3 separate regions of the Homo sapiens genome follow, and all the other regions are linked to region 3. The links are chromatin contacts, found by Hi-C in ENCODE. All regions are on one chromosome and are shown on one strand. The core of a region is the stretch at or near the end of the contact, and the rest is flanking DNA. Distances in the headings are between cores, read along the strand shown. Region 1 overlaps LOC107986614 (a long non-coding RNA gene). Region 2 holds the start of LCA5 (lebercilin LCA5). Region 3 holds the start of HTR1B (5-hydroxytryptamine receptor 1B).

The links. Hi-C counts contacts between places; a loop is a spot of excess contacts on that map. Pooled maps may share reads with other maps.
Region 1: a map of naive thymus-derived CD4-positive, alpha-beta T cell shows a loop between it and region 3 (14-fold over the local background). The contact joins the enhancer-like site here to the promoter of HTR1B in region 3. A Hi-C loop is called at or near these places in 1 of 168 maps with a recorded cell type or tissue (naive thymus-derived CD4-positive, alpha-beta T cell), 1 of 37 single-sample maps with no recorded cell type and 9 of 50 pooled maps.
Region 2: a loop to region 3 is called in a map of aorta, with 6 times the contacts of the local background. The contact joins the promoter of LCA5 here to the promoter of HTR1B in region 3. A Hi-C loop is called at or near these places in 2 of 168 maps with a recorded cell type or tissue (aorta and ascending aorta), 1 of 37 single-sample maps with no recorded cell type and 11 of 50 pooled maps.

What each region holds. Positions count from the first base shown.
Region 1 is chr6:79,862,878-79,867,732 of GRCh38, reverse strand. LOC107986614 (a long non-coding RNA gene) reads left to right here. Exons shown (of 3, transcript XR_001744216.3): 3 at 2,016-4,855. Among named protein-coding and RNA genes, the nearest start is that of LINC01621, 53 kb to the right of the region's middle. Within about 2 kb of position 3,177, at least 2 of the 41 ENCODE cell types and tissues checked have a DNase peak (open chromatin) inside an H3K27ac peak, as active enhancers do.
Region 2 is chr6:79,534,424-79,539,050 of GRCh38, reverse strand. LCA5 (lebercilin LCA5) reads left to right here and starts at 1,621. Exons shown (of 8, transcript NM_001122769.3): 1 at 1,621-1,886. It also overlaps a transcript of SH3BGRL2 not described here. RefSeq lists enhancers at 4-577, 1,108-1,157, 1,152-1,725.
Region 3 is chr6:77,460,663-77,465,205 of GRCh38, reverse strand. It overlaps HTR1B (5-hydroxytryptamine receptor 1B), which reads left to right and starts at 1,715. Exons shown (of 1, transcript NM_000863.3): 1 at 1,715-4,282. The coding sequence starts at 1,803. The coding sequence ends at 2,975. The region is part of intron 5 of LOC105377864; the gene reads right to left. RefSeq lists a silencer at 2,705-2,849.

The DNA of each region.
Region 1 (4,855 bases), core at 1,928-4,427, 2.4 Mb before region 3:
TGATCTAGCAATGCCCAAGTGTCGGCTCCTGTATTTGTACCTGGCCCTGGCTCAGTGCTGTTTGATATTACTGTATTTCTCTTGGCATTCATTTTACCACCTTTGGGGGGAAAAAAGTTAGGAATATCAGAAGAATTCAGGAAATCTTATCACTAAAGGGTTAAAGTGTTCTTCAAAATTATTACTGTTAAATGCAGTATTAATAACAGACTACAGTCATGTAGAACTCACTGTGTTTTAGGCTTGATTCCTTTGTATTTATTAACTCATCAACAAAAAAAGAAAGGGGTTAAGAAATTTGCCAAAATTCACTTATGTAGTAAGTGAGGCAGAAATTTAAACACATGCAGTTTGGCTGTAAACACTATGTGCAAGGTGTATGATTTAAAATTTTTAATTTTTAATAAGTAATAATTCACAGGTAGATTATTATTTTTAATTCATGGATTTTTAAAATAAAAATGTTATACGTTGAGTTTTGCTTCTATTCTATCCACCCGGTCAGCCCCCCTCCTTACAGTATACCTTTCCAGTACTTTATGCAGTTGCAAACCAAAACAAATACATATTCTTTTCCTCTTCTTTATGACACTATGGGCATCATAATGTGTTCACTATTCTGAACTTTTCTTCTGAGCCATCTATCCTGGATACCTTCCCACAATGTAACAGAGAGGCTGTCTTCATTCTTTTTCAGCACCTAGTGTTCCATTTTGAGGACATACTGCACTTTATTTAACCAGTCCTCTCTTTATGGAAATGGGTTGTTTCTTAGGCTATTACAAACAATACCATAACACATCACTTGTGCATGTCATTTTGTAACTGTGCAGAGATTTCCATAGGATAAACTCCCTGTTATAGGTTAATTGAGTTAAAGGGTGAAAGCATCTGTAATACTGTATGGAAACTGCTACATGGTCCCCTCTCAGAGCTGTACCACTTGGGTTCCTACAGAAATGTTGAAAGTGCCTGCTTTCCCACAGTCTCACTAACAGAGTATATTACAGAATTTTTGGATTTTTGCCAACACGATAAGTGAGAATGGCTTCTCACTTATCATTTCTTTGCATTTTTAAAAGTATGGGTAAGGTTGTGTGTCATCTCACTAAGGGTCATTTTTATGTGAACTGTCTGTTCATGTCCTCGCTCATTTATCTTTTGGCTGATTGATCTTTTTCATCTCAATTTATAACGGTTTACATATTAAGGAAATAAATCATATTTATATGATAAGAGTTGCAGATATTTTTCCTGGTTTGAATTTGCTTTTTACCTGTGTCTTTGTTTTGGACCATAAATGCACTTTTTATTTTGATGTGCTTCAATGAAGATATAGAACTTAATTACATTATTAATTATGCATGTTTTAAATAGTTTTTTGACAGCCATCAAGGAAGGTATAAATAGATTTTATTCAACAAAAACATGTTAAGAACTTACTACTGTGCATTCTACTTTGTGCTAAGTGTTTGGAACAAAACTGTTCCCCTGGAAAATTTCCTAATGTAGTGGGTAAGACAACTGTCTCAGTAAATAATTCCAGTGTGCCAGTGGTAAGCATTATAATAAACACATGAAAAAGAAAATTATTTTTAAGCAGCATCTTGAGGGATATTTAGGAGTTAGGTAGGAGAGAAGGAAAAGGTAGGCTAAGTTCTCATAGCCTAGCTCCTGAGGGATTAGTTCCTATCTTAGCATTTGAATAACTTTCTACCCTCCAGACAAAGTAGGTTGGCTTTTTCTTGTATCAATTTCCCAAACGCAGGCAATAATCCCAATTATCTCTTACTTAAACAAGATGGGATATAGTAGTACTCTTACCTGAAAGAAATTTATTTTATTTGGAATACTGCAAAGGTGGGTAAGCTTATGGTGGCATCAGACTCTCAATGTTCACATAATGTCATTTTGCTTCTAAACATTTGATGTTGTCAGGTAAGAAAAGGAAGGAGTTCAGGTGCTGGTGCATTTATAGTCCTTGATCGTGACAACTCTCAACTGTTTTCTTTCAGATTGGATTTACAGTTTCTGAAGAACTGGAAATTGTGTTTGCAATGCCCCAGTTATTCACTGGTCAGTTCAAATATGAGATATAATTGATGTGCAAGCAAGAAGAGATAGTAGAGTCAGCGACTGACAGGTCTTCCCTACTGAGCTGGGATAAGAGGCTGGGACTGGCAACACTGGTTCAAATGGCAGATACAACTTGTTGCCTATCCAACTTATACTCTTCTTATGTCCCACCAATGAAACTCATGTTTGGTTCAGAAAGGTAAGGAGACCAGCCCAAATGTGTACTCTGACGAGTCTGGTCTAGTGTAGGCCCATCATGCTGATCTAGCTCCTCTTTTTCAGAAACTATTTTTTTTTTTTTTAAGCTCAGGGTATTATGATCCTGTTATGGCCAATGGTGCACAAGGTGAAGTCTGCTGGAGTATTTCTGAGAGAGCTTTTGCTTTCATAATAAAGCAGACAGATGATGATTCCTGCTTTCACTGCTTCATCTTGCCTTAAATGCAGATGTGATTTGATATCCAGAACCAGAACAGCCATCTTAGGACGAAGATGACTGAGAAATTTTCGCAGTGGATCAGCCCTGACATCATGTCGCTGACTTAACAGTTGCCTGTGTCCTGACTTCTTGGCATGTGAGGAAAGGAGACATCCCTTCTTTCTTAAGCTGGTTGAGTTTTCTACCAAGCAGCCAGGCAGTCACTAAGCAATAGCATGGGGGCGGCTGCTAGCTTTGCTGGCCATATTTCTAGAGATTCGGCTGGTAAGGAGACAACAAGCCAAAATGGATTTAGCCAATCTATAACTCATATAGACAGCATAAAAGATCAGCATGGTGTCAGCTACCTGCCACCATTGTTCCACAGGATGACACCAAGCCAAGGAGGGAGATGATGGGGAGCACAAGCAGTGGGTCACTCCTCACCCTGTGACTGAGAAGTCAACAACTCTAGGCTCCAGCCAAGCACTTTTATAGTCTGCAACAGTTCCTGAAGAAGGGGGACAGATGGAAAGTCCCATACCTCACCAGAACCAGGAAAACAGATGGGAAATGACCTTGTGACAACCTCCCACAAGGTAGGGAGGTGAATGGCAACAGCCTTGACAGCACCGCACGGAACTGCCACTCATGCCAAATTCCTGAGAACATGACAAGGTGTTCGTTCACCAAGCCAAGTCAGGCTGCAGCTGAGCCTCACCTCCAGGGCCTGTGTGGAGACCTGCAAGGGTGCCAGGAAGCCATTCCCTTAAAAATTGCAGATAAAAACATTTCTAATTGAGAAAACTCTTATCCCAAGGAGGTATGAGGGAAAGGAACTAATCTTATGGAAGAACAAAGGTTTTCCAGAGGAATAATACCTTCTCTTTATTTTTTTTATTTTTTGCTGAAATAGTTCCCAGTATCTCATAAGACTGATTACCAGGACACTTCACTGTATACAAAGGCAGTGTTGAAAGCATTTCCAGACATTTCCAAGGGCAGATGCCAAGGTCATGCATGACTGTGTCTGTGTGTGTAAATGTGTGTGTGCTAAGCATTCATTAGCAACCAATCTCATAGACCCCAGAGCAGCGTATCAACATGCTTCCTGCAGCTGCCCTTCAGAAGTGATGTGTATAATTACACATTCAAATTCATCCCCAGCCACCCACACTGGTTTGTTTCACTCTTATTTCCTAAATATATAATGCAGGTTTTGAAATATAAAATTCCAATGTTAACAAGCCTTAAAAGAAACCATTTTACAGCCTTTGCCTTTTCATGCCTGACAGAAAAGCTCACATAACTACAAGTGCAAAGCACAGGTAACACTGCTTCTTCATTTATCCCTTCAAACCACAAGATGTGGGAGATGTTATTGTTATTTGTGACATTCATGTCATATCACCTTAATGTCTTGAAGTAGAATTTATGTCTGTATATGATTCATCCTAGCTATCTACAGGGATAAAAATGAGATGACTTCATTACTGTGGAATAGAACAGATGATCTTAGAGCTGAAGGGAACCTAAAGATCCCACACTCTAACCCTCTAATTTAATTTCACTAGTGAAGGTAAAGTGATTTACCCCATAGTCTCCTCTTATGAACCCAAAACAAGACACACGTGGAAGTCCCTGGGCTGCCCCTCCACTCCCACCCCATGCCCTGTCCTATACCCTAAAGTGTCTGGGAGCATGCATGTGAATATCCTAGCCTGCACAATCAGGCTGTTCTATTACTAAGCTCTTAATGATTTTTTTTTAGCCCCTTTTAATCATTGTCCTCAAAAGGCGATGCCTGAAAAATGTCTTTAAGTTCTGATTTGCAACCCTGTAAAAATGATCCCACTGAGTAAGCTATTCCTTGTGATCTTTAGAATTTGCTAGAAAGACTTGATTAACTTTCTGAAGTTCCCAAAGAAGGGACAGATTCAGGAACACCAGTTGGGAGAAGTGGAGGAGGTGAGGCAAGAGGATGGAAGCAGGGAATTCAGTGAAAGTCTACATACCAAGTAGTGAGCCCCTGCCTAACTCAACCTCCATTCTCTGGTGACCAGCCTTAGCTCTCCAGCTAGGAGAGTGGAGGATGCTCTCTGGATAAACAGATTGAGCAGGAGAACAGACCTACAGATGCCAGTATTTGAGGGTCACTCAACAAAATGGCCATCTCTACCCATAATCCCACAGTGAAGCTAACCAGGAAATAAGGACTAGCCTTGAACACAGAGCTTCACTCCACTCTCAAGGGGCTCACTCTTATGAGTAAGGACTGACAAAGAGGAACAGATGTCAAGGAAGTCTTCGAGAAGCAAGGCAGAGACAAAAAAGGAAAAACTAAAGAGGAACTCAAAGGAT
Region 2 (4,627 bases), core at 372-2,871, 2.1 Mb before region 3:
CCAGCGTCTTAAATATTTTCTTGCTTACCAACAACTTCTTAACCTGTAGGTGAAACACAATGAAGGCACTAAATCCGAAACCACGAAATTTGGAAGCAGACCTAGGCTTGTACTCTGGCATTACTACTTACTACTTTCGTACCTTGTGGTAGATACTTTAACTTCTCTGAATCTGCTTTCTCAAGTATAAACAATGAATAACAATACCTGTCTGGAGTCATGAATGAAGATGGAATGAGATTACACTGCCTGGAGCATTCTGAGTGCTGAATAAATGGTGGTTTCATTCTCAGCTCTCCTTCAGCAATCCTGATCTGACGCTCCTGTGACAGACATTTGTCCACGTAAATACGGTATGTTTTCTGATTCTTCCTAGCAACTTCCTTTATAAGTAATCCACCCATACATTTACATGTTAATTCTAACAGAGTCCATAATAACGAGTGAGCTATTTTAACAGTGTCAGCAGAGACAGATTAAAGAATTGATGAAAAGTAATTCCGTGCAATTTAGGGATTACTCATCTTATTTTCACTAACAGATGACTGCCATCTTGTACAGATGTATTTCGCATACAGAAAATTACATTTAATCACAATATTGTTTGGGTGGGTTAGTCTGTAACTTGAAGTAAAATGTATTGACAGGATAAAATGAAAGCTTTGAAACAGTGCAAAGGTGGAAAAACGAGGTTGAGCGAGAAGCAGGAATTACCAATCTTCATGGTTAGAAGATTCATTAAACGCATTTGCCTTCAAATATTAGATTCTCTACAGAATGGTGGTAAAAAGGCCAGTGAGAAATTAACAATAGTGAGAACACCAGAGTAGTGTTAAACCACCTTGATAATCAGATGGCTCGGAGCAGTTTAAAGCCCTCACGAAAGAGGATTTTTTTTTACCTTCCCTGTCTCCCGCAATTAATGCCATTTCTAAAAGAGAAAATATGTCACACATCAGCGCTCAATAGGCTGACATGCTCCTCAAAACGTTCCTTAAAAAAAAAAAAAAAAAAAAAAAAAAAAAAAAAAAACTTGTGTGCAAATATTTCAGATGCCATTCCACCCCAAACCCGTTCCAAAACCTAAAAATCACTTTCAAGCCAAACTCACGGCTCGTTGGTGATTCACAGCCAGGATCTCGAGGCAGGAACAATAGTGCACTCACCCCGCATCCTCCTGAATCAGCCATTTCGGTAAGAAGATCCAGAAGCACTAGCAGTTTGTTTGTAATTTGTTTACAATTTAAAAGCAAGTTATTTCCCAAAGGAAATCTAAGCAATTGTTAAGTGTTTTACATTACGCAGTCGCCAATTTTACAATTCATATCATGAACCCACTTTGCCCTCCGCCCGCGTCCCTCTCGGAGCCCACGACGCTCAGCAGTCGAGCCCTGGCACCGCACAGCCCGTAGGAGCCTGGAGCGCTCCGCGTTTTGCCCCAATTTCCCTACTTGGGGGTCTCCGCTACAGCTAGAGCGGTCGGCCAATGGAGACCTTCTCCCGCACTCGCCGTCCCGCCTTCCAGTTCCACTGAAGCCAATAAAAAGGGCCGTCTGGAGACAGAAGCCAATGGGAGCTCGGGTAGAGTCATCATGATTGGCTGCGGTCTCTTCGTAGTGCAGTCTAGGCCTCCGCCTCCGTTACCCTGGAGCCCAGGTTACCGCCGCTGCCACCCAGGAGCCCCGATCCTCGCCTCTGTCCCATCCTTGTGTTCAAACCTCCCGCATCTCGGCAACCTCGGCACCCGCCCGGCAGCCTCCGCAGGAACCAGGCACCCGCTCTTTGGCGGTCAGACGCCGAGGCCCCAGCTGGGAGTTTGGTCCTAAGAGGGAAGGCAAGGAGGCGGGACGCCGCATCGGCTCTGCTGAAGAGCCTGCGGGTTGGAGGTGGGCTTTGAAGTGGGCGTGGAGACGGCGGGGGAGGTGGAGGTGCGAGGTGAGGCTGGGTTGAAGCGTCTGGTAGCTAGTGAAGGGGCGTTCGTGGATGGGGGCCTGCGGGTGGTTCTTAAAGCAGGGAAGATGAAGGGATTAGGGATGGGGGAGGATGTAGGGACCGCGAGGAGAAGGAAGACCTAGGAAAATGAGTAAAGAGCTCGGCTTCTGAGAGGGTCCCGAGGAAGGGAGGTTGACCGGCACTGGGGGGACTGGGAAGTTAGGAGGAGAGGAGCTGGGAAAGGGTATTTACTTCCTGGGACCGAGAAGAGAAGAAAGGGAGCAAGCGGATCTAGAGAAGTGGTTGTTATTAAAACAAACAAAACAAAAACCCCGGAGGCCCGTGGAGACTCAAGACTAGAGAGGAGGGGCAGGGCCAAGGGCCAAGACGGAAAAGGAGGCTTTGGTAGCTCTCGGATAATAATAGATGTGTTATTATTAAAACTGTGGTTAGAGTGGAAAGCCGTACTTGTCCAGGCTGTGATACTTCTATACATCCTTCAGGGATGGGATGAGAGGAGTAAAGATGGTTAGAAATAAAAGAAAAAAGAAAGTGCCTTTTTGGCATACTCGAGTTGGAGTCGGTACTCAGATACGTGATGTTTACGTTAGATAGACCGTGGGATAGTGTTTAACAGTGAAGAGCCCTGGTCCAGTTCATCTGATATAAACCCCTTTTTTGTTCACTTTGTTCTTTGGAAAGTATACTTGGGCACATACATATTTATTCCCCTCCTTTATCTTCACGTTAAGAACTTGCATTAGAGATATCTTTGCAATCAGAAGTCATCATTTAGTTTTTGGCAGAGGGAGTGGCTATATGTGTTTTAGAATGGTAAAACCGATGTTTCCAGTTCTTTACTCATTCCCTCTTTCTTTTGCATGGTTATTTTAATCTATGTTTTTTTCCAGTTGTTCCACATTTAAATTCTATATTACCATTTTAAATATTTCACTTTGTGATTTCCCATGTTAGCTAGTATGTTTATCCAAATAAGTTATAGGAAATAATAGTTTGTTTTGATTCTCTAAGTTGACAAAGTATCATTTTAAATATCAAAAAGTAGTTTGTGACTTTGGAAAAGAGATTTTTCTTCTTTTGTGAGTCACATCTCTTCCGTTACACATATTGTGGAACTATAATTCTGTAGGACACAATGGAAGCCCATTAAATAAAGATGCTACCCTTCTCTTGGGTTCTTCATCTGCCTGTCATTCTTCAACTCCTTTGTGGGATCTTCTTCCTCGGCCCACCATATTTCATTATTGTTTTTCCCAATAATCCAGTCTTCAGTCTTCCGTCTTCTATTTTTTACTCTGTGTTCTTGGCTGTGTTCTTCCTCTCCTTTGGCTTACACTATTTGTGTTTTATTAACACTCTCCCAATTTTTTATTTCTGATCTGGAACTTTTGAGTTACTGTCAAACTTTTGTAGCTAATTTTTGGTATTTCCACATAAATTTCCTATCCATAGGCATCCCAAACTCAGTATGTCCAATATTGAACCCATCACCTTTCCCTGCCAAAGCTGTCCTGCTTGAATACCACATTCTCCTAATTTTGCAAGCCCAAAACTTTGGAATTTACTCAAGTTCTTCTCTATTCTCAGACTTCATATTTAATCTGTCACCAAGTGTAGTTTATCTTACTTGAAAAACATTTCTGGAATCAGTTCCGTACTCTGTATCTCTAGTTATACTACTTTCAAAACACTGTCTGTCAGTGATTATCGAGACCAATTGATATTCTTCCTCCAGCTTTCCTGCCCTCCAATTCTTAGATTGGAGATGGATCCTTGCAAATGTCAGATCTGATAATATTAACCCTACTGAAGAGCCTTGGTTTCCAACCAACTTATTAATGACATAGAGATTCTTCTTGTGATATTATCTTCCACCCGATCCAGTCCCACTTATTATTACTTTAGCACTACTCCCCAGCCAGTGCCATCCTTTTAAACTAGCATTGTCCATTTGAAATAGAATGTGAGCTATATCCATTTTTTTCAGTAGACACACAATAAAATACAGGTGAAATTTTAATGTATTTTTAAGTCACATATATCCAGAATATTATTTTAGCATATGTCAATGTAAGAAAGATTATAGAAGAGCTATTTTATGGTCTGTTTTATGTACTAAGTTTTCAAAATTCCACATGTATTTTACACTTGCCGCATATGCCAATTCTGAATAGCTACATTTGAGGTGCTCAGGAGCCACTGTATTGGACAGCACAGTTGTAAAGTATTTGCAGTTTGGTGATATGCCATGCTTATCTAATGCCTTTTACTTTTGCAAATGCTGCATCCTCTTATTGAGACAGGGTCGTACTTCACTGTCTTCTTTTTCTAACCTCATTTACCCCCCCACTTTTCAAACACACACATCCATGAAATTATAATTGTGCTTAACCTCTGCTAATACCGTAAGACTCAATTTAGGCATTATCTCCTCTAGAAACCTTCTCAAACTCCCTCTGTCCTCTAATCTTAGTTCTGAGTTTACTAAGCTTTCTCTGCTTCCTTTTATCATTAGTACTTATAGACTGTCGCATTATTTTTTTTTCCTCTTGGTTGGGAATTACTTAACGGTAAAGGATCAGTTGTATTTTACTCATTTTTGTATCTTCAGCTCCATCTATAATCTAGCGCCTGACATTTCATAGGTGTTCAGTAAATGTCTTATAAATGAATA
Region 3 (4,543 bases), core at 466-2,965:
ATGCTGCAGCTTATGGCTGACATTCCCACATATTAGTTGAAGGCAAAGGAGACACACAAGATGGTGCTGATGATGGTTCCAGTCCTCCCCGCCCCACCATCCCCCTTTTTTCTTGAATTCTGATGACCTCCTTTCTAGGTAGGCTGTTGGAAGGAACACGCTTACTGGCAACTGTTTTCCAGAGGCACTGAAGCACTGAGCAGCTGGAAGAGGATGGTGGAGCAGAAGGTTTAATTTCACATACAGTTGGCTTCTGTTTGTGATAACTTTTACATTTTCGCAGATAGCTTGTCTTTTTCCCTGTTGACTCATAGTTGAGTGAAAAACACAAATTTCTAAAACTAGATGAAAAAATAGTTTTTATTGTATCAAGAGTTAAGGACGGCAAAGTACAAAATGCAAACATTGGGCCCTCTACAGCGATATTACTGGTGCCTCCTAACCTGGGTGTGGCCATCAGGGCTGGATATGATTTTAGAGCGGAGAGGTCAGAGACCAGGGCTTCCCCGCCTAACACTGGCCTCCTAGGGTGGGAGTGGTAGGCAGGAGCCTAGGGCCAGACTGCTGGACTAAACCTGTGACCATGGCTAAGGACATGGGTCTCACTGGAGGTCAGCGCAGCAAGCTCTGATGTCCGTAGAGGCGAGAACAGGACGCCTTCTTCCCCTGACCAGAAATGCAGCTCCAGGTTGTCAGGGCTGGGAGGATGGCCCAGGGTGGGAAGCGGGGAGATAGGGCGGTAGGACCCGGCGGGAGCTTCCTTGGCCAGGAAAGGAACAGGGCGGGGGGAAAAGAGGGAGGGAGAGAGAAAAAGGGAAGGTGATGGGGAGCGGGCGTCCGCACCCGCCGCGCCGCACGAGTTGCACTGCTCTGGCGGACCGGACCTGGACTCTATATAAAGAGCCCATCTGCTCCGTAGCTCGCACGCTTCTCCCGGGCTGGTGCACGCCGCGTCCCTCCAGCTCCCCCAGACACCTGCCCCTTCCCAGTGTGCCGCGCCAGGTCCTCCAGACCCGCGCACCCAGTGGCATGGCTCCGAGTGGCTCCCGTGGGACCAGGGTGGCGGTGGCGGCGGCGCGGCCCGAGCAGCCGCAACTCCAGCCCCCGTGTCCCCCCTTTTATGGCTCCGTCTCCGCGGGGCAGCTCGTCCGAGTGGCCAGAGAGTGAAAAGAGAGGGAGGGCAGAGCTCCGGCGCGAGGCGCGGCGCAGCGCTGCTCCTAGACTTCACCCCACCCAGCTCTGGCGGCCGCTGCAGCCCCCCAAAAGTGCCCCAGCTTGGGGCGAGGGGTGGGAATGCAAGATCTCGGGACCTCTCGCTGGCCTGCAAGCTTTGGTCTCTACACCTAGGAAACTCCTGTGGGCAAAGTCTGCAGATCCAAAAGCGTCCAGGTTAGGAGACGCTCAGCCTCAAGCAACTGGGGTAAGAGATCCCATTTGGTCAAAGCCTTCTCCTCAAGCAGTACTTCACCCTCCTGCACTAGACGCCTCCAGGGAGCTGGAGCGGAGCAGGGCTCGGTGGGCCAGCTCTTAGCAACCCAGGTCTAAGACCCGGTGTGGAGAGGAACAACCACAGACGCGGCGGCTTAGCTAGGCGCTCTGGAAGTGCAGGGGAGGCGCCCGCCTGCCTTGGCTGCCGCACCCATGACCTCTAGTTTCAGCTGTGAACCTGGGCGGAGGAATAATTGAGGAACTCACGGAACTATCAACTGGGGACAAACCTGCGATCGCCACGGTCCTTCCGCCCTCTCCTTCGTCCGCTCCATGCCCAAGAGCTGCGCTCCGGAGCTGGGGCGAGGAGAGCCATGGAGGAACCGGGTGCTCAGTGCGCTCCACCGCCGCCCGCGGGCTCCGAGACCTGGGTTCCTCAAGCCAACTTATCCTCTGCTCCCTCCCAAAACTGCAGCGCCAAGGACTACATTTACCAGGACTCCATCTCCCTACCCTGGAAAGTACTGCTGGTTATGCTATTGGCGCTCATCACCTTGGCCACCACGCTCTCCAATGCCTTTGTGATTGCCACAGTGTACCGGACCCGGAAACTGCACACCCCGGCTAACTACCTGATCGCCTCTCTGGCGGTCACCGACCTGCTTGTGTCCATCCTGGTGATGCCCATCAGCACCATGTACACTGTCACCGGCCGCTGGACACTGGGCCAGGTGGTCTGTGACTTCTGGCTGTCGTCGGACATCACTTGTTGCACTGCCTCCATCCTGCACCTCTGTGTCATCGCCCTGGACCGCTACTGGGCCATCACGGACGCCGTGGAGTACTCAGCTAAAAGGACTCCCAAGAGGGCGGCGGTCATGATCGCGCTGGTGTGGGTCTTCTCCATCTCTATCTCGCTGCCGCCCTTCTTCTGGCGTCAGGCTAAGGCCGAAGAGGAGGTGTCGGAATGCGTGGTGAACACCGACCACATCCTCTACACGGTCTACTCCACGGTGGGTGCTTTCTACTTCCCCACCCTGCTCCTCATCGCCCTCTATGGCCGCATCTACGTAGAAGCCCGCTCCCGGATTTTGAAACAGACGCCCAACAGGACCGGCAAGCGCTTGACCCGAGCCCAGCTGATAACCGACTCCCCCGGGTCCACGTCCTCGGTCACCTCTATTAACTCGCGGGTTCCCGACGTGCCCAGCGAATCCGGATCTCCTGTGTATGTGAACCAAGTCAAAGTGCGAGTCTCCGACGCCCTGCTGGAAAAGAAGAAACTCATGGCCGCTAGGGAGCGCAAAGCCACCAAGACCCTAGGGATCATTTTGGGAGCCTTTATTGTGTGTTGGCTACCCTTCTTCATCATCTCCCTAGTGATGCCTATCTGCAAAGATGCCTGCTGGTTCCACCTAGCCATCTTTGACTTCTTCACATGGCTGGGCTATCTCAACTCCCTCATCAACCCCATAATCTATACCATGTCCAATGAGGACTTTAAACAAGCATTCCATAAACTGATACGTTTTAAGTGCACAAGTTGACTTGCCGTTTGCAGTGGGGTCGCCTAAGCGACCTTTGGGGACCAAGTTGTGTCTGGTTCCACAGGTAGGTCGAATCTTCTTTCGCGGTTTCTGGGTCCCAGCGAGGCTCTCTCTCCTGGGCAAGGGCAATGGATCCTGAGAAGCCAGAATAGTCCTGAGAGAGAGCTCTGAAAGGAGAAGTGTTGAAACTAAATGTAGAGCTTCCCTGCCCAGGAGGAGGCTCACTTCCTCCCCTCAAGCCCCGGGCTCAGCACTGACCCTGCGGCAGCCAATCCCAAAGGGGGTTGCAACTTTTAAAAATTGATAATGGAAGGGAATCCCTGCCCTGCTTTGGTATCGTGGATAATGCCCACTAGAAGCAGTGTACTTGTAATTGTTGTCTGAAGCCTGTCTGAGACAGATCTACATACAGCCTGGCAGTACTTGAACTAGACGCTTAATGCCCTGTGTTTTTGGGGGGAGAACTTTGTGTTACAGCTTAATTTAAGAACAGTTACTTTGGCATCATTCAGTCTTCACTTTTTGTCTATTTAAACTTGGTTGGAGAAACTTGTGGATTTGGTGCTTCAAACCCTATGTGTGGCTTGGATGGCGCAGAGAAACCTTGAAGAGTTAACAGCAAAATTCTGATGCTGAGATCTCTATTTTTATTATACTTGAAACTATATGGGGGTGGGTGGGTGGGAATGGGAGATGAGGAGTGTTAAACTGAGAATCAACACCTATGATTGTTTGTTTTCTGCAGATTTACAATTTTGTAATTCCTGTTTAGCGATTGTCAAGCCACAACTCTAACAAACAAACCATTATGTGTGCTAGTGCCGAAGTCTGCAGACTGCTTTATTTTTTCTCTTAATTTCATGTACCTGTCACTTTACACATTTAAATCCCCATAAATGAAGGGTATGATGGGTGACTCAGCCCACACTGCTGCTATATTTCTTACTAATGCAATTGGTAAAACCGATTAGTATTGGAAATATACTGTTTCTTAACAAGAAAAGTGTCTTTATTTCTTATCCAATTTAGTGAGATGTGAAGGAGACTGATGACATGGGGATAGTTCTTACACAATTGAGGAATGGGGTGGGGGCAATAGGAGGATGTATATTTTGACTTGTAAAAAAATCTTAAAATGCATGAAACTTTTATCTGATAGTCATTTGCACTCTCCTTCCCATCTGTGATTCCTTGTGTGCTAACATATAAAGAAACCAAGAGAACTATCTTCCTTCTCCAGAAACCTTAAAAATACAGTTAAGGGCCCTAAAAACGATATTGAAAAGAAAATAAACTTGTTTCTTTTTTGTTGTTGTTGTTATTGAAGTTTGGGCAGGAGAAAAGATTGCTAGAAAATGACATATAAGAACTTTAGAAAAGCTTAGAGAAACTAAAATTGAGCCTGTTTTTGTCTTGTTTTTTGTTTGTTTAAAAAAGAAAAAATTGCAGAACCAAACCTCAGACTTACTAACAATCAGGAAACTGGCAAGCTTTTGACCTTTGTAAATTTGTTACCAACCTGATATCTCAATTAATATAATATCTGGAATACTTTAAATTTATCAGTC